5 separate regions of the Homo sapiens genome follow, and regions 1, 3, 4 and 5 are each linked to region 2. A link is a contact called in ENCODE Hi-C or POLR2A ChIA-PET data. All regions are on one chromosome and are shown on one strand. The core of a region is the stretch at or near the end of the contact, and the rest is flanking DNA. Distances in the headings are between cores, read along the strand shown. Region 1 holds the start of MRPL17 (mitochondrial ribosomal protein L17). Region 2 holds the start of CAVIN3 (caveolae associated protein 3). Region 3 holds the start of OR52N2 (olfactory receptor family 52 subfamily N member 2). Region 4 has its middle 26 kb from the start of OR2AG2. Region 5 holds the start of OR52E4 (olfactory receptor family 52 subfamily E member 4).

The links. A loop is a pair of places that touch in the nucleus more often than their neighbours do. ChIA-PET counts read pairs that join two places held with the same protein, here RNA polymerase II (POLR2A). Pooled maps may share reads with other maps.
Region 1: a loop to region 2 is called in a map of heart left ventricle, with 2.3 times the contacts of the local background. The contact joins the promoter of MRPL17 here to the promoter of CAVIN3 in region 2. A Hi-C loop is called at or near these places in 2 of 168 maps with a recorded cell type or tissue (endothelial cell of umbilical vein and heart left ventricle) and 18 of 50 pooled maps. POLR2A ChIA-PET finds 5 or more read pairs at or near these places in 4 of 52 experiments (BJ, K562, MCF 10A and 1 more).
Region 3: a loop to region 2 is called in a map with no recorded cell type, with 2.7 times the contacts of the local background. The contact joins the promoter of OR52N2 here to the promoter of CAVIN3 in region 2. A Hi-C loop is called at or near these places in 2 of 37 single-sample maps with no recorded cell type and 1 of 50 pooled maps.
Region 4: a loop to region 2 is called in a pooled map, with 4 times the contacts of the local background. The contact joins the enhancer-like site here to the promoter of CAVIN3 in region 2. A Hi-C loop is called at or near these places in 1 of 168 maps with a recorded cell type or tissue (transverse colon) and 8 of 50 pooled maps. POLR2A ChIA-PET finds 5 or more read pairs at or near these places in 2 of 52 experiments (BJ and OCI-LY7).
Region 5: a map of GM12878 shows a loop between it and region 2 (2.5-fold over the local background). The contact joins the promoter of OR52E4 here to the promoter of CAVIN3 in region 2. A Hi-C loop is called at or near these places in 1 of 168 maps with a recorded cell type or tissue (GM12878), 1 of 37 single-sample maps with no recorded cell type and 2 of 50 pooled maps.

Annotation. Positions count from the first base shown.
Region 1 is chr11:6,682,090-6,686,803 of GRCh38, reverse strand. It overlaps MRPL17 (mitochondrial ribosomal protein L17), which reads left to right and starts at 3,464. Exons shown (of 3, transcript NM_022061.4): 1 at 3,464-3,681; 2 at 3,989-4,057; 3 at 4,402-4,714. The coding sequence starts at 3,508. The coding sequence ends at 4,686. It also overlaps the pseudogene RPL21P94. RefSeq lists enhancers at 3,304-3,743, 3,160-3,922.
Region 2 is chr11:6,319,251-6,324,486 of GRCh38, reverse strand. It overlaps CAVIN3 (caveolae associated protein 3), which reads left to right and starts at 3,986. Exons shown (of 2, transcript NM_145040.3): 1 at 3,986-4,394; 2 at 4,923-5,236. The coding sequence starts at 4,011. LOC101927825 (a long non-coding RNA gene) reads right to left here. Exons shown (of 7, transcript XR_930998.4): 1 at 4,790-5,236; 2 at 795-902; 3 at 452-593. RefSeq lists enhancers at 3,220-3,309, 3,340-3,399, 3,410-3,769, 3,980-4,029, 4,573-5,236.
Region 3 is chr11:5,806,992-5,811,738 of GRCh38, reverse strand. It overlaps OR52N2 (olfactory receptor family 52 subfamily N member 2), which reads right to left and starts at 2,815. Exons shown (of 2, transcript NM_001005174.3): 1 at 2,685-2,815.
Region 4 is chr11:6,742,975-6,748,261 of GRCh38, reverse strand. It overlaps the pseudogene GVINP2. Among named protein-coding and RNA genes, the nearest start is that of OR2AG2, 26 kb to the left of the region's middle. RefSeq lists an enhancer at 1,584-1,773. Within about 2 kb of position 1,726, at least 11 of the 41 ENCODE cell types and tissues checked have a DNase peak (open chromatin) inside an H3K27ac peak, as active enhancers do; they include OCI-LY7 and transverse colon, where a contact is called at or near this core.
Region 5 is chr11:5,878,169-5,883,378 of GRCh38, reverse strand. It overlaps OR52E4 (olfactory receptor family 52 subfamily E member 4), which reads right to left and starts at 2,750. Exons shown (of 2, transcript NM_001005165.2): 1 at 2,665-2,750. LOC112268071 (a long non-coding RNA gene) reads left to right here. Exons shown (of 3, transcript XR_002957231.2): 3 at 1,950-2,284.

The DNA of each region.
Region 1 (4,714 bases), core at 2,215-4,714, 360 kb before region 2:
TCACCTTGCCCACTGCCTAGACAGAGCCGATTTAACAAGACAGGGAAATTGCGATAGAGAAAGAGTAACTCACACAGAGCCAGCTGTGCAGGAGACCAGAGTTTTATTTATATTTATAGATATAAATTCATAAGAGTTTAATTAGCTCTCAGGCTCACTTCAGGTACATTTCATGACTCCAACTCCTGTTGTACAAAATATCCCTGCTTTTAAACAGTAGATTTAAAACAAACAACCTTGGTTTTCTGGGACTTTTCTTTTATGAGTATTTTTTTATTAATGTAAAGTTTCAAAGAAGGCTAATCAAACACAAAAATATCTGCAAAGAGCCACAATAAGCCTTGAACAACATACAGTCAGTAAAACATCAAGGTTTAAATTGTTGCTTTAACTTCCTTTTGGCTGGAAGCTCCATATTCTGGTAATTCACCAAAATGGCCAACACAAGGAAAACAGGAGAGGCACCCAGTGTATGTTTTCTAGGCCTTTTAGAAAACATGGAGTTGGCCACATGCATGGGAGTCTATAAAAAAGGTGATACTGTAGACATCAAGGGAATGGGTATGGTTCAAAAAGGAATGCCTCACAAGTGTTACCATGGCAAAAACTGGAAGAGTCTATAATGTTACTCAGCATGCTGTTAGCATTGCTGTAGGGAAAAAAAAAAAAAAAAGTTAAGGGCTAGATTCTTGCCAAAAGAATTAATGTGCATATGGAGCACATTAAACACTCTAAGGGAAAAGGTAGTCTCCTGAAATGCATGAAAGAAAATGATCAGAAAAAGAAGAGAGCCAAAGAGAAAGGTACCTGGATTCAGCTGACAGGCCAGCCTGCTGCACCAAGAGAAGCACACTTGGTGAGAACCAATGGAGAGGAGCCAGAGCTACTGGAACCTATTCCCTATGAATTCATGACATAATAGGTGCAAATAATACCACTAATAAAAGACCCTTGGACTGTAAAAAAAAATTGTTCCGTTAATATCAGCCCACAGAAATTGCAGAGAAAGCCAGTAGTAATGCTGCAAAAACAAAATGTAAGGAAATTGACATATAAAAAAGAATCAAATTTTGAAGACTACCAGAAGAGACAAGAGATGACGGTCTTGTATTGCCAGAAAAAGTCAAAAGGACAGTGTTTGATGCTACAATTGTTTTTACCAAGTGTAAGCATTTTCTAAGACAATGGATCAATGTTTCATTTCACCTAATTTTTGCTGAAGAAGAACCTCTTCACAAGTTTTTACCAATAGAAATTTATGATAAATTTTCTGGTGGGCCGGGCACAGTGGCTCACACCTGTAATCCCAGCACTTTGGGAGGCTGAGGCGGGCAGATCACCTGAGGTCAGGAGTTCGAGACCAGCCCGGCCAACATGGTGAAACCCCGTCTCTACTAAAAATACAAAAAAAATTAGCCAGGCATGGTGGTGGGCGCCTGTAATCCCAGTTACTTGTGAGGCTGAGGCATGAGAATCGCTTGAACCCAGGAGGTGGAGGTTGCAGTGAGCCGAGACCGCACCATTGCACTCCAGCCTGGGCAACAAGAAAGAAACTCCGTCTCAAAAAAATATATATATATCCTGGTGAAAACATCTTAGTGAAATTTTTCAACTGCAAAGACAATTGAAAACTACAAGAATTGCTCCCAAAGAAACAAAACATGAATGGTAATTGTAATTTCTGTAATTTATTGTAAATTTCTTTAATTGTGAAGTGTGATTTGTATAAATCTGTCAATGTATTTATATGTTCATGACTTTTCCTATTTGCATATTTGTTCCTTCATATTAAAGAAACTTTTCAAAATTAAAATTAGCAAAGAAGTGTTCTTTGGTCACCTATAAGCTGACAAAGTGACAAATCTATACGTCTACTGAATATGTACATGTAAAGAGGAGTGAATTCATTTCCTAAGACTGCTGTAACAAACTATCACAAACTGTGGAACTTAAAACAACAGAAATTTATTGTTTTGTGGCTCTGGAGGCTAGAAGTAAGAAAGCGATGTGTTAGCAGCAGGGTCATGCTCTCTGACAGATCTGAAAAAGAATGCGTTTTATACCTTTCCCTTGGCTTCAGGTGTGCTCCAGCAATCCTTGGTGTTCATTCATTGATTTGCAACTGCTTGACTCCATAATCTCTGCTTTCAAGGTCACATGGCTTTCTGCCTGTATGTCTCTGTCTTTACCTGGTCAGCATCACCCTGTGTCCATCTCTCTCTCTTCATGCGCATTTTTTTTTTTTTTTTTTTTGAGATAGAGCCTCACTCTGTCGCCCAGTCTAGAGTGCAGTGCCCGATCTCAGCTCACTGCAACCTCCACCTCCCGGGTTCAAGCTATTCTCCTGCCTCAGCCTCCCGAGTAGCTAGAATTACAGGCATGAGCCACCACGCCCGGCTAATTTTTGTGTTTTTAGTAGAGACGGGGTTTCGCCATGTTGGCCAGGCTGGTCTCGAATTCCTGACCTCAGGTGATCCGCCCGCCTCGGCCTCCCAAAGTGCTGGAATTACAGGAGTGAGCCACCGTGCCCGGCCTGCATATATGTATGTACGTATATATGTGTCTATCTATCTAGCTAGCTAGACACTAGGCATTTTGGATTAGGCGCCCACCTATGCCTGCATGACTTCATCTTAACAAATGACATCTGCAATGACCCTATTTCCACATAAGGTCACATTCTGAGTTACTGCAGGTTAGGACTTAACATAGCTTTTTGGGGACGGGAAGAATCATGGGGAAGACACAATTCAACCCATAACAAGGAATAATTTTGACAGTCATTGCCAATTTGCAGATGTTAAGGCTCAAAAACAAACTATAATATTATTGTTCATTAACACATAAATGTGTAGGTATGTTTTTTCCCCTTAAAAAGACACACTGGTGTAATTAAAAACAATCTACTACTTTTCCCTTTAGTGCTGTAATTTTTTTAACTGGAGTGATTACTTCAATAAAAGAAAAATTTCACTATCTGCGTTTCTTTTCCGGGCATCGTTATTATCCATCTCACCATTACTACTGAAAATCACTGTGTTAAAAACAATGCGTACAGGTGTCAACCAGGCCAGCTGGCCACTGCTGGACCCGGTAGGGCCGTCAGCCCGCAGGACCCCGAACCCTCCGGGTGCCTTTCTCTTCAGACGCTCTCTTTCCCAGGAGTCTCCGCGGCGGAGCGCCCCATCGCCCTAAATGCCACTGGCTGACGCAGCCCCAAAAAAAACCCGATGGCCCGCTTATCCCACACTAGGGGGCGCCTGGTTCTTCGGCCGCCACAGAGCGCTCTGGATGCCTGAAGCCCGCCCAGCTCGCCGCCTCTGGAAAAGCTCAACACCGTTTCTCCGCCCTTCCCGAGATTGCCAACGAGGCAGGCTCTGATGCGCATGCGCAAACACGTTCACCACGCTCCGAGCTAAGGCGCATGCGTTCCCTGAAATTGCCGCCACCGGCTCTACCTTCCAGTTTCCAGTTCCGGCCTCCAAGGGGCGGGCAGAAGTTGGAAACATGCGGCTGTCGGTCGCTGCAGCGATCTCCCATGGCCGCGTATTTCGCCGTATGGGCCTCGGTCCCGAGTCCCGCATCCATCTGTTGCGGAACTTGCTCACAGGGCTGGTGCGGCACGAACGCATCGAGGCACCATGGGCGCGTGTGGACGAAATGAGGGGCTACGCGGAGAAGGTGAGGAGCGCGGCCCTCTTGTCCACTCTGCGGGTCTGGTCTGAGGGGGCGGAGCCGGCTGCAAGTGGAAAGGGACCGGGACCAACCTGGTAAACCATTCCCCAAGTCTGAGTCCCCCAGAACCTTGGGCTGAACCCGCCCCTCCATCGCCTCTAATGGAAGACTGGTTAGGGCTGCGGAGTTAGGGGTGGCGTAGATTGGAGATGCTTGGCTAGTGGAAAGAATGGATTGCCTTCCGGCATTAGAGAAATTAGATTGGCACCTTGTTTTCTTGCTCGGTTGGATCCGTGATGTTATGTCCTCACAGCTCATCGACTATGGGAAGCTGGGAGACACTAACGAACGAGCCATGCGCATGGCTGACTTCTGGCTCACAGTGAGTGCGACCTATCTGCCTTCAAAATCCCACCCTTTGCTCCCTGGGGGTGGGGGTTGGAAAAAGGAGAACTATGCAGAATTAAACTTGGGTACTCACTTATGGGCCAGTGCTGCTAACTAAATTAGAAACTGTGTCTTAAGTTAGTTGAAGTCGATGTGAATATACCTCTGCACAACTGCCTATAAACGACCCCTTTGTGTAACACTGACTATGCCAGATTGGCGAGGGGAGGGGGAGGTCTTTCTATGTGTGGATGGACCTTACCTTTGGGAATGGTGTAAAGTTAAATGCCTCTGCAGTTTTGCCTGACTCTGCTGTCTCTTGGATAATTCTCCCTCTAGGAGAAGGATTTGATCCCAAAGCTGTTTCAAGTACTGGCCCCTCGGTACAAAGATCAAACTGGGGGCTACACAAGAATGCTGCAGATCCCAAATCGGAGTTTGGATCGGGCCAAGATGGCAGTGATCGAGTATAAAGGGAATTGCCTCCCACCCCTGCCTCTGCCTCGCAGAGACAGCCACCTTACACTCCTAAACCAGCTGCTGCAGGGTTTGCGGCAGGACCTCAGGCAAAGCCAGGAAGCAAGCAACCACAGCTCCCACACAGCTCAAACACCAGGGATTTAACTGGATCTGAAGAGTCTGCAGCCCTTAA
Region 2 (5,236 bases), core at 2,737-5,236:
AACCAAAGCCCAATGTAAAAAGTAAAAGAAAACTAGGGACCTTACCAATCAGAAACCACCAACTAACCTCTAACTAGGGGAATTTCCATATTAATGAATCAAATATATTTTCTTTGTCTTACTTCCATGTTCAGCCTATAAAAGCTCACTGCCCACACTGCTGCAGCTGAGCTCTCTGAACCTCTTTTGGCCTTGAGTGCAGCCTAATTTATGAATTGTTCTTAGCTCAAATAAACCCTTTAAAATTTTAAGGTTCGTAAGTTTATTTTTGAACAGAGGGCATCATTCTGCATCTTTCTTTGTTTTCTTCTTTTCTTACCCTTTTTGGAAACTGCAATACAGTTCTTCCTTGGATACTTTATAATCAAGGTCACTCTACTACAATTTCTGTCAATCTCTGCATTATTGACTCAGGCATTCTTCTAGCTGGCCCCAAGTTATTTTTACTTACCTCATGGCTTCCATTTTCCACTATCAGCCAGTTCATATGGCTTTTAAACTTGAGGCTTTGGGGAGACTGGTAGAACCATCATTGGCTTTATTGTTAAGTTTAAGGTCCTCCTTGTTCCAGATATCCAGAGAGGGAGTTAGTGCTACAGGAGATGGAAAAAAATTAGGCAGATAGTGAGGGCAAAAGAGTCCTCAGCAGAATTTCCCTTTTAACAAAAATCAGCCCCCAAATCATTTCTTTTCTAACAAAGAACAGCCTGAAAAATCAAGCTGCAAACATAGATAAGCAAGCTGGAAGCCTGCAGGGGTGAATGCCAGCAGCTGTGTCAATAGAAAAGGGCTACCTGGGGGCCAGGTATGTTCAACATGGAGGCTCCATCTTCCCTTTTCTTTGTCACCACAGTTACAGTAAAGAAACAGGCAACATGGCACTGGCCAGGTAGAGAACCCATCTGCAAAATAAAAGATTAGGGTGGGGGTGGCCATCTTTTTGTGCCTATACAAATGGCATACCTAGCCCTAACCAGTTTTTTGAGCTGTATGCAAATGACACACCTGGTCCAACCAATCTTTTGTGCCCTATGTAAATGACACACTGCCTCCTTAAGGTCATCTATAAAATCCCTTGCATTCCACGGTGGAACCAGCAACCCATTTCTCTGGGACCCCTCTCTGCTGCAGAGAGCTCTTCTTTTTCTTTTGCCTATTCAACTTCTGCTCTGAACCTCTTTGTGTGTCCATGTCCTAGTTTTCCATAGCTGTGACACAACCAATCTCGGGTATTTACTCCAGACAACAATGCCACTTCATTACCAGGTTTTAAAAAAATATCTGTCTATGCTGGGCGCGGTGGCTCACGCCTGTAATCCCAGCACTTTGGGAGGCCAAGGTGGGCGGATCATGGGGTCAGGAGTTCAAGACCAGCCTGACCAACATGGTGAAATCCTGCCTCTACTAAAATTACAAAAATTAGCTGGGCGTGGTCACGCGTGCCTGTAATCCCAGCTACTCAGGAGGCTGAGGCAGGGGAATTGCTTGAACCTGGGAGGCGGAGGTTGCAGTGAGCCAAGATCGCGCGTTTGCACTCCAGCCTGGGTGACAGAGCGAGACTTGGTCTCAGGAAAAAAAAAAAAAATCTATCCAAATCTATCCAAGTATCTATGCAAGTACTTCTTACTTCCAAATGCACTGAATTTCCTTAGCCCCACTCATCAAAGCTGGTGATTCTTTCATAGGCTTCCTGTAATATTAATATCCATTCCCAGTAGTACCCAGATTTTTGTACAGATATCCACTTTTCCTCCCATACCACCCTAATACTCCTGGGGAAGCTGAATCTACTCTACTTCAGAATTGATCTAACTTGTCAAAAGCCAATTATTAGATTTCTTGTCAGTGATTGTTTAGGGAACATAGGCCTAAACCCATCAATGCATGTCATTTTTGTAGCCATAGAATTTGGATTTGGAAAAGCCATGTAACCCAGTGGAAGGCAAGTGTAAAAATTCTGGGAGGCTTCTGGGAAATAAATGTCCTAAATTTTAAGATGGTCCCCTTTTTTTTTTAAGATCTTGTGCAGAGTTGTGAGGCCTGGAATGAAGCTGACACCTGTGCGTATGTGGGCACATACACATGGGTAGGGGGTGTGTGGGGGACATGGGGGAGTGTGAGAGGTGCGGGATGGGGCTCATAGTTGAGCAGTGGAGAGAACTGTAGAAAACCAGATTTGGAGCTGTGAATGACTCACACTTAATCACCACTCTACCAATCCTCTTTTTCAATTATGTTTGAATTGAGTTTCCTGTTACTAAGTACTGTTTGAATTGAGTTTTTGTTCCCTCAGTCTGAAAGCATTTTAACTGGTACATCCCTGATGGATCTCTCTGGGTAAATGTAGTTTCACTGGAAGAGATGGTGATTCCCACCAGATTCCCAAGAGAGCTTATTTTCTCTTGTATTAAGCAGCAGGGGTCAGGCTTATGGCCTTGTATTTGTAGAAATCAGCCATCAGCTTAGCATCACCAGATTTCTGGCATTAGCTGCCCACGTCTGTGGCACTTCAGGCCCATGTAACTATTTCCAGAGTGACACAAGTTTCTTCCACAGTTGTCAACAAGTGGCCCTCACAGGTTCAGTGAGAAGAGGAAGAGGGAGAGAGATCATCAGGATTAATGGATTACTTGCATTTGTGAGACGGTTTGCCAAGTATTGCTACAAACAAGGCACGGGATTTTCTTTTTTCTTTTCTTTTTTTTTTGAGATGGAGTCTTGCTCTGTCCTCCAGGCTGTAGTGCAGTGGAGCAATCTTGGTTTACTGCATTCTCTGCCTCCCAGGTTCAAACGATTCTTCTGCCTCAGCCCTCCCGAGTAGCTGGGATTACAGGCGTGTGTCACAACGCCCTGCTAATTTTTGTATTTTTAGTAGAGACGGGGTTTTGCCATGTTGCCCAGGCTGGTCTGGAACTCCCTGCCTCACGTGATCCTCCCCCCTCGGCCTCCCAAAGTGGTGGGATTACAAGCATGAGCCACCGCGCCCGGCTAAGGCATGGGATGTTTCGAACTGCTGACATTAGAAATTCACAATCCACATCATTAACTGGATCCTCCATGCCCACTCTCTCCCTCTCTGCAGCAGCAATTTCAAATCTTTACTCTCCGCAGTTCCACAGAACACAAGAAACAAACAAACAAGCAAAAAAAGTCAGGCAGGAGCCCAAGTAACCTCTATCAAAGCAAAGACCAGTGCCTAGTCTAACGCTTTTAAGGATTTTAAAAGAGGTGAAGGTGTCCTGCTTATCCTCCAAGCTTGGGTGCTGGGGCCGGGGCGGCTGAGATTTACCAGTGAAACCCAAAGAAAGAGAGGGCAGAAAACTAGAGAAAAGAAACCAGATAATGCTACCCAAGAGGACGAAATAAAGAAGCAGGAAACGAAGCCTGAGGCTAAACCCTGGAGATGACTATTAGGAAAACACCAGAGGATGCCCCGCCCGCCAGCCCACAATGAGCAGCCTGTCCAAGTCACAAAGCGGGGCCTCGGGCCTTGACAGTTCGCGATCTGTAAGCAGAATGTTCCAGGGCCTCCCTGTCGCCTGCATCCAGCCTGGGGGCAATCTTCACTGGTGTGGGAGGCCGAAAGTGGACGGCGACGGAGGCCCCTCTGGTTATCTCTTTGCCGTGCCAACACAGTCTCTGCGCCCACTAAGATGCATGAAATAAAAATTTCCGTGACTCGCCCTTTGCAGTGGAGAACTGAAACAGGCACACCAGGGAATTGGAGCGGAGGAGGGTAACTCAAACTCAGAGTGAGAGGGTTTGCAGGGGGCCGATTTGGGGCCAACAGGCTTCCCAGCAGGCCCCCGGCGCGGGACAGCGGAAGGCGAAACGCTTTCAAGAGACCCCGCTGCCAACATCCCCACGCCCTCGCGCCCTCCCGCCGCCCCAGAAGGCCAACTCCGCCTGCCTGAGTCACAGCTGGAGCTGGGGAGGAGCCAGGGAAAGGAGGCCCCTGACCGTAGTGCGGCCAGCAGTTGCAGGCAGACGGAGCAGAGCGGTCAGGGATCATGAGGGAGAGTGCGTTGGAGCGGGGGCCTGTGCCCGAGGCGCCGGCGGGGGGTCCCGTGCACGCCGTGACGGTGGTGACCCTGCTGGAGAAGCTGGCCTCCATGCTGGAGACTCTGCGGGAGCGGCAGGGAGGCCTGGCTCGAAGGCAGGGAGGCCTGGCAGGGTCCGTGCGCCGCATCCAGAGCGGCCTGGGCGCTCTGAGTCGCAGCCACGACACCACCAGCAACACCTTGGCGCAGCTGCTGGCCAAGGCGGAGCGCGTGAGCTCGCACGCCAACGCCGCCCAAGAGCGCGCGGTGCGCCGCGCAGCCCAGGTGCAGCGGCTGGAGGCCAACCACGGGCTGCTGGTGGCGCGCGGGAAGCTCCACGTTCTGCTCTTCAAGGTCAGTGACCTCAAACGGTCCCCAATCCGAGGCCTTTGCCGGCCTGTGGGCCACCAGCTGGGGGCTCCCCGCTTCCATCCACCTACCACACCCACATTCCTGACCCCTCCCGCCGTCTGTTGCTGTGGAACAGACTCACAGAGCCGCACCCACTTCCCAAGACCCAGCCCCATCCCTCCCTCTCACGCCTGAGCCCCGCCTGGCCAATCCAAGCCCGCCCAGCTCTAGCTCAGGCCACGTCCGCAGAATTTGGTCTGAGTCCCAGCCAATCCCTAAAATAACGGTGGTTGAAAGGGCATTCCGTGACTGCGGGCACTATCCTCTTCTCGCCCCTCACCAGGCCTCACCTACTTTACAGCGTTTTGCAGTTCGCACGCAGCTTTCCCTCCCCTTACCTTCCCACGCCTGCCTTTCCCCCCAGACTCTGGCTGCGGAGGTAAAAGGTTTCCCTTGTGTAATTAAGGAGTGAGTTTCGGGCTGCTGGGGGTAAGGAGCTGCCAGGATCAGTGCTGTGTCCGTCACATGCAGGAGGAGGGTGAAGTCCCAGCCAGCGCTTTCCAGAAGGCACCAGAGCCCTTGGGCCCGGCGGACCAGTCCGAGCTGGGCCCAGAGCAGCTGGAGGCCGAAGTTGGAGAGAGCTCGGACGAGGAGCCGGTGGAGTCCAGGGCCCAGCGGCTGCGGCGCACCGGATTGCAGAAGGTACAGAGCCTCCGAAGGGCCCTTTCGGGCCGGAAAGGCCCTGCAGCGCCACCGCCCACCCCGGTCAAGCCGCCTCGCCTTGGGCCTGGCCGGAGCGCTGAAGCCCAGCCGGAAGCCCAGCCTGCGCTGGAGCCCACGCTGGA
Region 3 (4,747 bases), core at 1,566-4,065, 510 kb after region 2:
TGCTTTCAAGGTAATTATTGATAAGTAAGGACTTACTACAGCCATTTTGTTGTTTTCTTGTTGTTTTTTACATTCTTTCTTCCCTTCTTTTTCTCTTGTTGTCTTCTTTTGTGATAGATAATTTTCTCTAATAGTGTGCTTTCGTTCTTTACTTTCTATATTTTGTGCATCTACTATAGGTTTTTGCTTTGTGGTTACCTCAAGTCTTACATAAAACATTCTATATTTATAAAAGGCTATTTTAGGCTGATAACAACTTCAATTGCATAAAGAAGTTCCATACTTCTACTCAACTCTCCCTGATATTTTATGTTTCTGATGTCACATTTACTTCTTTTTATATTGTATATCCCTTAACAAACTATTGTAGCTGTCTATTTTTTAAATTAATTTTGTCTTTTAACATTCATATTAATGATATAGGTGATTTATATACCACCATAACAGTATTATTCAGAGTTTCACTATGTACTTACTTTTGCCAGTGACTTTTATTCTTTCATACGTTTTCATGTCACTAATCAGCATCCTGTTTTTTCAGCTTTAGCATTTCTTGTAAGGCAGGTCTGGTAGTAATACACTCTCTTAGCTTTTGAATTTCATTTTTATATTAAATCTTACATATCAAGAATAAAACAGGTGGCCAAAGTTTAAATTATATTTATATATCATATTTTATAAATATTTTAATATATTTTGTGTTTAGCCACTTTTGCCAATAGTTTTTTCAAAAATTATTTTCTCAACTTTCTGTATTACAATAAAAAAATTTTTATCTCCAAGTAGAAAGCTTTTATCATTCATCTTCTTAAACCTTTTCATTGTCTCTCTTGTTCTTACCATAAACCCAAAAATGACTCTATGAAATTACCTGACATCATAGGCATAGGGCTCTAGGTTTAGTATGAAGCAAAACAACAATAACAAAACAACAAAAAGGTAACATATTAGGTTAAAAAAAAAGATTGTGTACTATAAACTCAGATAGAACTGGCCCCTGATTTGAGCCCACTTAATCTTGTTTTCAGTCCCTTCATGTGTGGCACATTCATTCCTCAAAACCTCCATGCCGGCCATTTCCTCTTCCTTAAACAGTTCTTACCTCCCATCCCCCTTCCACAATGTTAACACCAGCTTATCTTCTGTACCACCTTGAGCATTTGTTCCTTCTGAAAGTCTTTTCTGGTATTTGTAATTTGTGACATTACATCTCATACTTATAACACATTCCTTTGCGTTTTTGCTTCATTTGACTTTTCCCCTACCTTATTTATTTATCTTTCCATCATAATTCCATTTTAAAATGTTTTGGGATTTTTGAGGGCCTCTTAATACAACCTTGTACTTTCCTCCTCAGTTCAGAGCTGAGACACACAGGAGACAAGGAGTTGACAGAGAATGTCAACAATTTTATGATATACATCTGGGAAAATGAGGCTTTAGATTTTTCAGGCAAAATACCTTGTTCTGCCTTGCCTCTGATTTAGACTAGCTTGCTCATCCAGTCCCTAGCATAGACACATACAAGTCTCTTTCGGAAAGCTTGGCCACTGACTTTGCTAATGTGGACAGACCAGAATGCGTGGCCTATTCAGGCAGGGAGATTGACTTCTGTGAAGCGTCAAGGCTCAGCATATAGCTCACCCATAGCTCACTGATATCTGATGCTTCTCCCACTCAGAGGAATGAGTTATGACAAGAAGAATGTTGTTCTAAATGAAGTCCTTATACTTGAAGTAATAAGTGTAGAATAATTAATTATACCGTTTTCCCAAATCTCTCTTCCTTTCCTTAAACTTACTGCTATTTGTTCTTTCTCATAATACAGTATCTTCTTGTACTAAATTCAGATTGTGATAGCCTCTCCTGCATGACTACTGGGTAAATAACAAAAGGAAGGCAGAAATAAAGATGTTCTTTGAAATCAATGAGAACAAAGACACAATGTGCCAGAATCTCTGGGACACATTTAAATTTCTTGTCTTTAATTAGCCCACAGAATAGTGAAACTATCCTTGGGCAATGGTAATCATTTTTCAGCTTTTTTATAGAACTGCTTTGAAAATAGCTTTACTTTTTTTTTTTTTTTGAAAGACAATGTAAGATACAATAATTTTCTCTGAGTTCCTCTTCAAAGATTTAGCCGCTAACTTCCTGGTCTTTTGTTCTCAAACTCAACTTTCCTTTTCCTTAGTTACTGTAAAACAGCCTACCGCTTCCCATCAGCTCTAATCAATAACTCACATCTGTTCCCGTAGTTACCTGGACTCATTGTTCCCCGGAAACTGCACATCTCACATGCCTCACCACTGTACCCCGTGTTCCCCTTCCCTTCCATATTTAGAAAGATATTTGCAAGTAGCCAATCTGGTCAGCTCAGCCCATGGGGGAGTGACACAGCCCATGGGGGACCCCAGCCCATGGGGGAGTGACACAGAAGTAGAAACTGTCAGAGATAAAAGCTCCCTGCTCTCCTTCCTTCCCTGTGCTCTTGTGATCTTGATTGATGCGAGTGGCACCCTTCTACAGAAGTAAATTGCCTTGCTAAGAGAACTTTTGCCTAAGTGTTGGTTTCACTTTGCGGCACTGAGCATTTATTCCTAGAGCATTTTTACACCCAACAACTCTGGGGGCTCATCTGGGATCCCCACTCTCCTTCAGAAAGGGATCTTCAGTCATCCTACCCAGGGGAGACGCATTCCAATGCCCCGTTGCGGTAGTCTCAGGGAGGGGAGATCGGGACCCACCCATTGTGATGAATAAACTCGGACTCTCAGCAACGCGAGGAGGAGAGGCTTGCAATACCGCGGTGACCAGGTAAACTCTGTGCACAGATCAAGGTAGGAAACGTCACAGGGGCGACAAAGTACTTCCTTGGTGGTTGGGGGCCGTGGGTCGGGGCATTCTGGAGGTTGAAAGTGCGTGAATGGTAGCAAGCGCTCCTGCTGCGCAGAATGAATGAGTCCAATCTGTGGTTCTGTGGTCACCTCATATGGGGGTCCCATCAGGGGTTTATGCTGACCCGCCATCAAGGCTAAGAGGAACCTGAAATATTCCCACGAGGGAAGCGGCCAGAGTGGACAAAGCGAAAGGATGCAAAGAGCCTCCAGCAGGTGGGGCTAAAGGATAGGCGAATTGAGCCTCAGTTACGATTCCAGTGAAGGATAGGCAAGAGGTCCCCTAACACAAGGGGTTGAGCCACAAGGAATCCCTCGCCAAATAGGCGAGAAATCCCTAATATGATGGGGTTGAGCCACAGCAATGCCCCGTTAGGCAAGAAATTCCTAATATGAGAGATTGCGCCTAGCCAAGACCCAATATGGGAAATATTACAAGCAAAAATGGTAAGAATAGTAACAAAGATATATACCACCTGATAGTCCCCTAAGTCTCATGAAAAAGGATATGAATAGTAACAAAGATATACCACCTGATAGTCCCCTAAGTCTCATGCTAAAATGTTGGGAAGATAATGAAAGAACTAAACATAAGAAAAAGCAACAAATGATAAAATATTGCTTTTCTATTTGGACTCAAAGACCTAACCTCAATCCGTCAATCTTCTGGCCAAAGTTTGGGTCAACTGAGGATATACTATGTCAACTTTCAGTTTAACATGTAAATAATAAAAGCCCAGTTTCTCAAGAAGAACTGGACTATGCTCTTTTTTGGAGGCAAAGACCTGTCCTCCCTTTCCCTTATGCACCTGCCCCTACTGTGGAGACAGTGAAGGAGGGTTCTCAGAGGATCCTAGCAAAGAAAACAGCACATAGGATTCCCTGGACCATCCTTTACCTAATGCCCCTAGTCCCCCATCTAATACCCCCAACCCTTCCCCTCAGGCCCAGCCTAAGTCCTCCTCTGTGAAAGGAATCCAAGCTCCTCATTCGCCAGGTGGCTTTTGACAGGCTAGCGACATCAAGGATCTGCCTCAACATGTTGTCGTTGTCGTGCAGCCTCTAGTGCGCCCCCACAGCAGAAAAAGCCCATGCTCTGCCGCAGCCTATGCCTAAGCAGACTACATTATGGGACATATGCCTTACTTTTGCCAGGGTCAAGTAATACAGGCTTCAGATGCGGCTCCAAGCAGCTAGGCATCCCCGCGGCTAAGTTTCCTGAACAAGTAGTAGATAATCTTTCAGCTGATATATCCGCTAGCATTTATTATGGGTCAGGCCAGTATTAAAAGTGAAAATATCCACCAGAAAAGACTTTGATTATTTAAAGTCACTTATATTAAAATGTACCACCAGAAAAGTATTACATGTGTATAAGTACGAGTTTAAAAGTATAGTTTAACATTAATGACTGATAATTCGCTTAATCTAGCAAGTTTCTTAATGAGATATCCAAAGCTAAAAAGAAAGCACACGTGTTTAGATTTAACTGATTACAAACGTTCGGCCAAACTTAGAAGAAACCCTCTTCAGGAATGATTAAGGGAAAAAGAACGCAACAGGTGTTCAGTAATTAATAAAGAAGTTCCTAGAGAAATTTATAAGCTGTCTGCACTTAGTCAAGCTTTAAATTACCTGCAGGACCAGGAAAGAACCATCTGTACTAATTCTAAATATGCCTTTACAGTGGCTAATACATTTAGCAAATTTCAGACTGGATTAATAGTAAAAGTCAAAGCCTTGTTCATGAGGAGTTAATCACCCAAGTATCTATTGTCCATGTCCCCAAGCACCAGAAAAGCCTGTCTTTTAAAATAACCTAGCAAATCAGATAAGCCGAACAGGCTGCT
Region 4 (5,287 bases), core at 477-2,976, 430 kb before region 2:
CAAACACATGATTCTTCAGCTCCCAGGTCCAGTGGGGTTACACATGGTTTCCAGTTTGCTCATGGCCATGACTTCTTGGATGTTCCTGAAATGAAAAATAAAGTTCTCATGCACCAGAGCTCTCCACACCTTTCACATGTGTGCTAGACATCATTGTGGGTGTTCTCAATATTGATGGGCTTTTTAGTTGTCAAGGTGAGTTGCAATTTGATAGCCTAATTTTGGCACTTCCTCTTACATAGAATCAGTTGGAGAAATTTCTATCCAACTAGAAATATGTCAAATTAAGAACAGGAACAATGAATATCATTCTTATTACTGCTATGCAAACTGTGAATATTTATAACTTCTCTGGTCTTTGTCAATATAAATTTCTCCTCAGAAGGAGACTTTTAAGGTTCTTGGACTTCAAAAACTGCTACCTTGCCCAATGGAAATAACATAACTTCAAAAATAATCCTGCAATTCTGAATGCTTGCCTTATTAAGAATTTATTGCATCTATCTTAAATTTATAATTGATATATCTGTGTTCTTAAATGGTGTGGATACTTAAAAATATCAAATCAGAAGTGTGTTTTTGACCTTTCTTCTTAAAATGCAAAGAACAAATAAATGACTGTTACTCTCTTAGTGCTTGTGTTTAATAAAGAACTTGAGTTTTAGAAATTTAAATCACTGGAGGGATGTAGAAAAAGAGCCTCAGATGTTGCAAAAAAAATTGCTCACACACAGAAGTCACATGTTACCTTAGTGGGCTTCATTTTTCTCACTGTCAGGGCAGGAACAGATGGGAATTTTGATAAAAGAATCACTGAAATTGAGTGTTTCCTCTTTTTTCTGTAAAGCTCTGAGTTTATCGTGCGTCTGGGCCTAATCACTATTCACCCCATTTAATTAAGAAACTATGAAATGTTAATTCAGTATAAAGGGCTATTATCCTCAGAGGTGAAAGGCAAATAAGGGAGCTGTTTTGCAGGCATCTCTGTCCATCAGAGATAAGAAAAATGAGAGCTTTCGTTTAGATGGGCAGTTGCAGAGGCAACCATGGTTTCTTCTCTGTTAGACCACATAGTGTCATGGGAAGAAAGCTAGACTTAGAGTTCTCTGTCTGCTTCTTACTACCTGTGTGATCTTGGGTTTGTCATCTATCTCCTGTGATTATTTTTCTTTTTCCTATCTTGAAAATGGCCATTACCAAAACCATTTCTCATTAAGATGATCAACTGACATATTTTAGTTTTCTATTGCTGCATAACAAATTACCACAAACTTAGAGGTTTGAAATGGCACACATTTATTATTTTGTAGTTTCTGTAACCAGAAGTCCAGGTAAAGTACAGCTATGTTCTCTACTTTAGGATGTCACCAGATTGTAATCTAGTGTTGACTGAGATCATGGTCTCATCGAGGATTTGACTGGAGCTCTGGTTTGAGTGTTTGTCTGTTCTCAATTAATGTTGAAATTTGGTTCCTATTGTGGGGGTGTTAGAAGATGGAGCTTTTGGGAGGTGAGAGGGCCATGAGAGTTCTTGCCTCATAGATAGTATTAATGCTGTTATAAAAGGGTGATTTCAGCCCTCTTTTGCCTGTTTGCTCTTCTGCCATGTAAGGACATGGTGGTCCCAATGTAAACATGGTCCAGTTCCCATATGAACATGGTGTTCGCAAGAAAGCATAAACAGGCTTCCTTTCAATCAGCAGATTTAGAAACAAAAAACAAATACGAAAGTAAAACCTTACAGCAGGAAGTTTTGCACTGCTCTGAGGATAAACTCAGTTTCCTGTCTCACATAAGGGGCCAAAGCCTGGGGTGAAGCTGTACGTCGGCAGCCCCAGCCCCAGAAAAGGAACCTACTCTCCATGCACGTCTCTCTGGAGCAACCTGAAGACAGGATCTTGGCCTCAGGACAGGTAGGTAAAGAACAGAGGAAATAGAGCAGACAGAGAGATACAGCAACAGACCCAGAAACTAAAGTAGAAAGAGAAATTGATGTAAATAAACATAGGGAGCAGTCAGACACAGGGAGATTAAGACATGCTGGGAATACAAATGTGGATTTGGCATTGTCATTAATAGAGCATACTAATGTCCAATATGTGGCATTTAAGGGAAGAGAGTGAGCCAGATGGTAGGAAAAGGAAAAAGACTGGTTCCAAAAAGCTACAAATCTGGGAGAAGAAGGAGTATATAATTGAAACAGACAAAAAACATTTTGGTAACTTTTGTTATCAAATAAAAACAAACACATTTTTAGGTAAAGAGAGACTTTATTCACAAGGATCATTGCAACAAGAGGAAGGAGAGTATTGCAATAGAGAAAACCATCCAACCACAAGAGCTACAAGCATCTCAAAGACCAGAGAGAAAAAGATTTCCTTTTATGGTGAAGGATCAACAAAGCTAGAAAGATATCAGTATGGGGACAGGAAGATCACCATGAAATGTTTTACCCAAGGTCAGCTGATTCTTAGGAGGGTTGTATGCTGGGTCAGAAGAAGGATAGATCAAAACTCACGAGCATGGAAGAGGAAGAGAAATTTAACTGATATTCGGTCAAGTTAATAATCACTTTGTTTCTACTGTCCAGTGAGGATAAACAGTTCAGCTAATCTTTTATGAAGCTGAGAATGAGAATTTAAAGAGTCTGTGTCTGGCCTATCATAAAAAAAAAGACACATATGCCTTATCTAAGTCATATGGGGAGGGGTGGTTTTTTGTAATAATCCCTTTCTCAGAACACAAAAAAAGTGGATGGATTTCTTTAACCATAACTGTTTTCCAGGAACAAAGGGCTCAAGTAAAAAAGTTTCATGTTGTTAATTTGACTCATTTGAATAATAGCTAGTATTGCAAACACAGAAAAGAGAGTTGCTAACTTGACCTGGAAAATTAATGAAGCTTCACAAATAAAGAGAAACATGAACTAGGTCAGGAGTGTAAAATCCTAGGGAGAGAAAGTAGGGAAGGGTTCATATAGTGAAATATGCAAAGTCAAGAAACATCTTGAGGTCCTTGAGGTGGAGGGAAGATGGCTGATGTGGCATTTAAGGGAAGAGAGTGACCCAGATGGTAGGAAAAGGGAAAAGAGTGGTTGTAAAAAGGAATTACAGAGGTTAATTGCTGCCACATTATGAGGGGTCTTAACGGCCAGGGTCACGTAGTTTTCATTGTATCATAAACGAATGTAGGATTTCAAAAGTTTGTAAACAAAGAAGTAAATGATTTAAATACGATTTTCAGGATGGAATGTAGAAAATGGATCACAAGAGGAGTGAGAAAATAGATTCAAGGGCTACTCTCACAGAATAGGCAAATAGGGCACACTAATGTCCAATATGTAATGGGTATTCAACAGGAAGCAAAATTATGGGGGAAGAACTAGGAAAACGAAGCTTCCACGACATAAAAGTTTCCTGCTTCACCATTTCACCATCAAAACTGGGTGGATTTCCTTTATCAAAAATTTTCCTAGAAGAAGATGTGGCCAAAGGGCTAGAGCCAGGAATTTAGGATGAGTTTTTAATTGAATAAACCTTTCTACATAGTTAATCCAACAAGTCCAAAGAACAACTCCTAATCCAAAGGAATAGTAAGATATAGGGTAGGTGTCAGAGTCTGAGGCAAACTAAAATTTGGTAGAAACTAGAAAAGACAAGAAGGGCCTAAAGCATCACATAGTTAACAGCAGAGATACATCTCCTCAAAGAGGTACGCTCTAAGCACAAAATCTAAAGTAGTCTCAAGTGACCTTTAATCCCATTACTTCCTTATTTCTTTCTTAGCACTTAAAAAACTCTGAAAATGTTATCTACTTATTCATACATTTACAAGTTCATAATCCTTCCTCTATTAAAATGTGAATTCTGTAAGGGTAGGGATCTAATCTATTCATCAGTCAACCCACAGCACCTAGAACTTTTTTCAACACACTGAAAGCCCTCAATAAACATGTATGAAGGCTGGGCACGATGGCTCACGTCTGTAATCCCAGCACTTTGGGAGGCCGAGGTGGGTGGATCACCTGAGGTCAGGAGTTTGAGACCAGCCTGGCCAACATGGTAAAACACCGTCTCCACTAAAAATACAAAAATTAGCCAGGTGTGGTGGCGGAACCTGTAATCCCAGCTACTCAGGAGACTGAGGCAGGAAAATTGCTTGAACCCAGAAGGTAGAGGTTGCAGCCAAGATCGACATCATGCCACCCTGGGCAAAAGAGCAAAACTCCGTCTCAAAAAAAAAAAAAGCGTGAAACAAATTCTGGGATTTTTAGCTTATCTTTGATAAATCTCTAATCCATGTTACTTGTGTGATCAGTTTCACTTAAAGGAATATTTTCATGATGGATACAAGAAAGGAGAGGCAGTCAAAAAAGACAGGTCCCTAGAATTAGTAGGATGAAAATATTGTAGAGACATCTGACTTGGTAATTTGAATGTGAGCATCAGGCTTATAGAGAACTTTTTAAGAAAAAGATGAAGTGAGACTAAATGATGAGAAGTAGGTGGAACGAATTCATCAATTCATTTCATCAACAAACATTTATTGAGCCAGATATGCCTAATTGAAATACTTTTTTGAGAAATCTAGAAATAATGAAAATATAAAGAAAGTAAAAACTTATAGAATAGGCAGGAACCAATTTGCATTTAAGTAGTATGGGAAGCCTCGAGTATGTTTTCTTGTCCAGAGTGAAGCAACCAAGAAAGTAAGATGCTGGAGATATCTTAGACTCAAGAGATAGAAAGCAAGACCCTAGGGGAGATAAGTAGGAGCAGGATTTCAAGGACGGAATTAGTATTGCACAGAGATTAGGGACACTTCTTCCTTGGGGATCAGAAAAAAAAAAACACAAGGGTGGCCACTGTAGTCTTAAATTTGAAGGTGAAACGTTTGAATGTGAGAAAGGCCTGACCAGATGGCTTCTCTAGAATTAGGAAGTGAGGCCATCAAAGGGGAGAGGACCCTTAACATGCTTTGATGTAAATCTTTTTGTCACTCTTAGCTTTTTCTCTAGGCTGCTGGATTTTAGGCTCAAAGACTCTCCCATGCATTTTCTTATTTCTCTCTTCAACCCTATTGTCTAGCAAAGTGCCTGGCACTAAGGAAGAGATAGATAATACAATTCAATATGAAATCATGAAGATGTGATGTCTGATTGTAAGGACTGAAGGAAAGAGAGGTTTCTTTGGAGTCTGAAATGCTGGAAAGATGGGAATATTATAAATTATTTTTGCCAGTTATCTTTCTTTATGTGGAAGTTTACAGTGTTATTCTTTTGTATTTG
Region 5 (5,210 bases), core at 1,501-4,000, 440 kb after region 2:
ATCACATAAGTGTAGTTAATCAGTCTCTGTTAGAACTTTCCTGGTTCTAACTCAGCTAAACTGATAAGTGCATTTCTATTATGGATTAATTACTAATTTTGATGCTTCTAAATCTTCATGAACAATCCAGTTTCTCCAAGATCCTGTCATTCTGATTCCCTGATATCCTTCCAATAAAATGCCTTGTGTGTATCTGCCAAATTATGTTTATCTTCCTTACAATCTATAACATCAGTTAGTAACATAAAAAAAATTCCCATGTCCCAAAATTGTGCCTACCTTCAGGTGTAAACAGATCAAATATTTAGCAAATTTTAATATTGAAATTAAAATGTTTTAAGGACTCTTCATTGATTCCTTGACAATAACAAGGAAAATTACCTTATTTTAACTTTGCATCCCTAAAGACACTGTACAACTCTGTAGCAACTAATGTAACCTGGATTGTATAATATTTATGCATGTACTGGCCTTATTTCTACAAAGAGAATAGCTGCAACTAAGAGTTGAGAACCAGGGGTAATCATTGTAATACTCTCAAAACTGCCACATGAATGTTGGTTCCCAGTTGTTCAGCATTTAATTGAATCAGAGTTGGGGTTTGTAATAAGTGTGCTTTTGTTTGTGTGTGAGTGTGTGTGACAGAGACAGAGAGTGAGAGAGAGAGAGAGAGAGAGAGACGGAGAAGGTTGGAGAGATAGGAGTAGAGAGAGAAATCATGTTTTATTATGTACGTGGCTGCATACATCAGTTGTCCTGTAACTTTGCCAGGTAGCTATTTTACAGCAGAAGTACACAAGCAAAGGAGTTAATAATTCCCCATTCTGTATGAGAAGAACAAGAGCATTTCTTGGTCCCCGAGAAGCTGAGAGAAAATTGAAAAAAGAACATAATGTTTGCCAGTATTGAGGAAAAGATGCCAGGCTGAAAAATCAGAGGGCAGTGGTTTTTGTGATTTCACCTGGGAGAGTCTGAGGAAATAGCTAGGATGATGTGTTGTGAGATTTACAGTCCAGAGTCAGCCCAATCTTAAGGGTGGCTGTGTCTCAACATGATACTTTGCCAGCTGAGAAAAACATTCCCAGGGAGATGGCAAAGAGGACGCTTCTCTGACAGTAAAATTCAAAGCTGCCAGCACATCCACCCTCTCACAGTTTTACCTGAATTCTTGCCTTCTTTCTGTTATAACTATATGCCACAGTAGCAGACAGTGTATGGCCAATAACCTCAAGATCATTTTTTGAGGGCAAATTATTAAGTTTGTTCTTCTCTAGATATGCACATTGACAAAGATCCCTACTGGAGTCCATCTGAAAAGACAAATTCATAACAATTAGCAATTTTTCTCTTATTGTGCTCACCAAAGTTCACATTTTGAACTTGTGATTTTTTTTACTTTGTTGGATTTTTATTTTTTTGCTGACTGTAGTAGAATATTACAGAAGTCTTCTGTGGACCTTAAAACTTTTCAGACATGGCTGGAAAACCTGCTAAACCATTTACTTGCTTGAGACCCTTGGACAGATTCTTTAACCAGATAGATCAGTTTTTTTTTCTCCTGTAAAAATGAGATGATAAATTATAACTAATGTGGTTTATTTTAATGATAAATAAGACCAATGTTTGTATAGGTGCTAGTGCATAGTGTATCCTCAACAAATTATACTTACTTATTTTATTAATGCTCCCAAATATTTTGTTTATTTAAATGCAAGATAGCTAAAATAATTCACCTGTTAGCAGAAAGAAGTTATTTCATTGTAAAAAGTCCAAATTATGTCACAGTTTGGCCTAAGATTAGATAAAGGAGGAATGGCTCAGAAGAGGCCAAAGTGAAGAAATGGCACAGAGTCAGACATTAATATTTATGTCTAGATTTTTATGGATACAAATATGACCCAATACTGCTCATTTAGAAAAGAAACAATTTTCTCCTCTTATTCTTACAGCTTTCCCAATCTTGGTGAGACCAAAGCAGTTGATGAATGGATAAAGTGGATAAATACCTTCATTCAGGCTCTTCCATAACTGTGCCATTGGCGGTTCAGTCCGGCTGATCTAGCAGGGGTATTGTGCTTACAATAAAAATGGCTTGGGGATGGTTCCATAAAGTAGTAGGGATATAGGGAACCAAGTTACAACTGGCAACATTAAATTCACTCAGACAATGAGGGAAACAGAGAATAAAACTTTACAGACCAAATATGTTAATGCCTATGTAATTGTATTTGAATATTGACATGTGATACCCACCCACCACCTTAAATAAACACATACAAAAGAAGTCTGCAATAACATCCTTTTGTCTTATTGACAACAAGTATGGCCATGCTACTATATGACTGTATTTGTGGTGTTTCGGCTGTGAACAGTGTACTCTGTGAGAATGTGTGTGTATGAGTGTATGTGTGTGTAAGAGAGAGGGGCAGAGAGAAAGGGGGGAGAGAGAGAGATACACAGACAGAAATTCTGTGCATTACTAATTGGTACACCACTGCCCTCACCAATCCCATGTGCTCTGTTGTGTTCCTCTGTGAAGAAAATGGTGCAATGGTGCTTAGGATAATTCCTCAGAAAAGTGGAAGAATCTGGCCTCTCTATCCTCATTTGCCCTCTTCTTCTCTCCTGTGTATCTTTTCACTTCTCCTGCACAAGCATTCTTACCTCTGTAATATTTCTTCTCCCAGCCCTCACTTGGAGCAGAATTGGAGCATGAGTCCAGGTTCTTAAAGACCGTGATTAGGTTCCCCTTGAAGCCTCTGAGCAACAAGCCTGCTTGGTAAAGTGGAGGCAACTTTATAGTGAGTGAGAGCATCCCTATGACCAGGCATGTCCCAGAATCCCCGAGCCTAGTCTTCGGAATCCTCTGGGCAGAAACATGGACTCGAGGGTCATTAAGTCATAGTAAGTCTTTATTCCTCTTCACTGCATCTGCAGAGAAACACCATGCTAGATATAACTCCTTAGCTCAGGGGAGCAGATGTGTTATGAAAGGATGGGAAGGGAGCTATCCTGAAGAGAGAGGAATCTGTTTGGGGAATGATGTTAATTCCGCTTCCCTCAGGAGCCATGAAAGCATTGATTTTGGACCATTAACTCTTCACAGTGTGACCATGAAACTGTTCTCAGCAACTTTTCTGTTTTAATATGTTTGTGTAAATCCTGATGTAGTTTCACAGCTGTTACAATTGAGGCTTCAAAAGATGAAGGAGAAGACATCTCAAATAGACAAATTAGACTCTGTGGTACAACTCTGTTTATTGGCAGTGTGCATGCCTGCAGATAATAGCAGCAACTTTCTTCCAACCCACCAAGATTCTCCTTCTCAGTCTATAACTAATGGTGAACAGATAGTCTTTGAAGAGAGGCTTTCATGTGTTTCAGCTCTTTTGGCAGAAAGTGAAGAAAATTCTACGTTTTCCTTATAAAACATATTATATTGTCCCTTCCAGCCAGAGCAGAGGTAGTGTTTCCTGAGAGGCTCCCTTCCTGAATGATGACATAGTAGACCCGATAGTACTACCAGGACATGCTGCAGAGCCTGGTTTTCCTGACTATAGTTAGAAATAGACTGAGGGAAAAATAAGTACATTAGACAATTAGTTGGTATTTTTTGCCTCCTAAGTTCAGACTATTTTGAGTTGTTAGCACAGAAACAGCAATGTCGTCTGTGGTCCAAGAGAGATTCTGGTTTGATCTGCCACGTTCTTGTGTTCATTACTTCTCTTTTGATTAATGAGAAAGTAACTCCTGAGGTTCCTGTTTCTCCCTCATTGTGTCCATCTTCCTTACTGTATCCACATTTATCTTCCCAAATCAAGTCTGACTCTATCCAATTTCTGCTTAAAATTCCTTCCCATGACCCCTACATTCTCCATTGTATACTGTAGACTTTATGTAATAAGGGGCAAACACCATTGTTGCCAAAGTCCTTCACTCAATACCCAATCAACTTTTTATACTTTCATTATACTACATGACTCCCGAACACACATCTTGTCTTTGATAATCAAAAGTCCTCCATATGAAATAACTTCATCTCATTTCTACTTTGCTTCAGCACTTTCTCAATTGTCCTATACTTCTTAATGACCTTTCATATGAATCAATCTGATATAATCTTTGTGTCTTTTGTATTTTCACATCAGTGTGTGCCACTATTATAACAGGCAAATTTTATTTTGTGTTGGTTTTGTGTTTTCTGTCTTCCATTATTTTATGGATTGATATTAGAGTGATGTTTAAGTCAACTTTATCCTTCAGTTCACTTAGTATAGTGCTTTGATTGTAGGAGGTGTTCTGGCATTGAATTACATTATTTTTAAAACATAAAAATTCTAGTTCTGTTAGGGTCATATCATATAATCATATATCTCCTAATTGGTCACTGTACCTACCCCTCTCCTATTCCCAAGACTATTTCACTGTGACTTCTAGAATCAATTTTTTATGAGCAGTGATATTATTTTTGGCCTTAAACCACTTCTGATGTTCTGTTTCTCTTCCTTTTGAAACAGAAACCCAGCTGTTCCCTGAGGACATTACTTCTGAAAAGTGTTGAAGGATTGGATATATTTTCCCACTATTTTCACTGTTTCCTCATGCCAAATAGCCTAAAGGCCTAGAGACTTTTTGTCTTGGACTTTTGACAGTTTGACATTATAATGCCTCGGGGAGGACCTTCTTGAGTTGAATTTACATAGGGGATTTTGAGCTTTCGGATCTGGATATCTACATCTCTCTTCATATTTGGAAAGTTTTCAGCTGTTATTTTATTAAATAGGTTTCCTTTGTCCTTTTCTTTCTCTTCTCCTTCTAGAATTCTCATAATACAAATATTTGTTTACTTAATGGCATCCCATTAAGGAACACCATTATTTCTTTACTTTTTTAAATCCTTCTTTTGTTTTTCTTTGACTTATTTCAAACAACCTGTCAACAGATTCTTCTGCTTGACCAAGTCTGCTATTGAATCTCTCTATTGTAACTTGAAAACTTATTCATTGAATTCTTCAGCTACAGGATTTCTATTTGATTTTTATGATTTTTATCTTCTGTTGAATTTCTCATTTGTTTCATGAATTGTTTTCCTGATTTTATTGAATTGTCTATGCTGTATATTCTTGTATTTTATTGAGTCTTCTCAGCATCATTATTTTGATTTTTTTTCTTTGGCAATTTGTTGATTTTCTTTTTACTGGAGTCTGTTA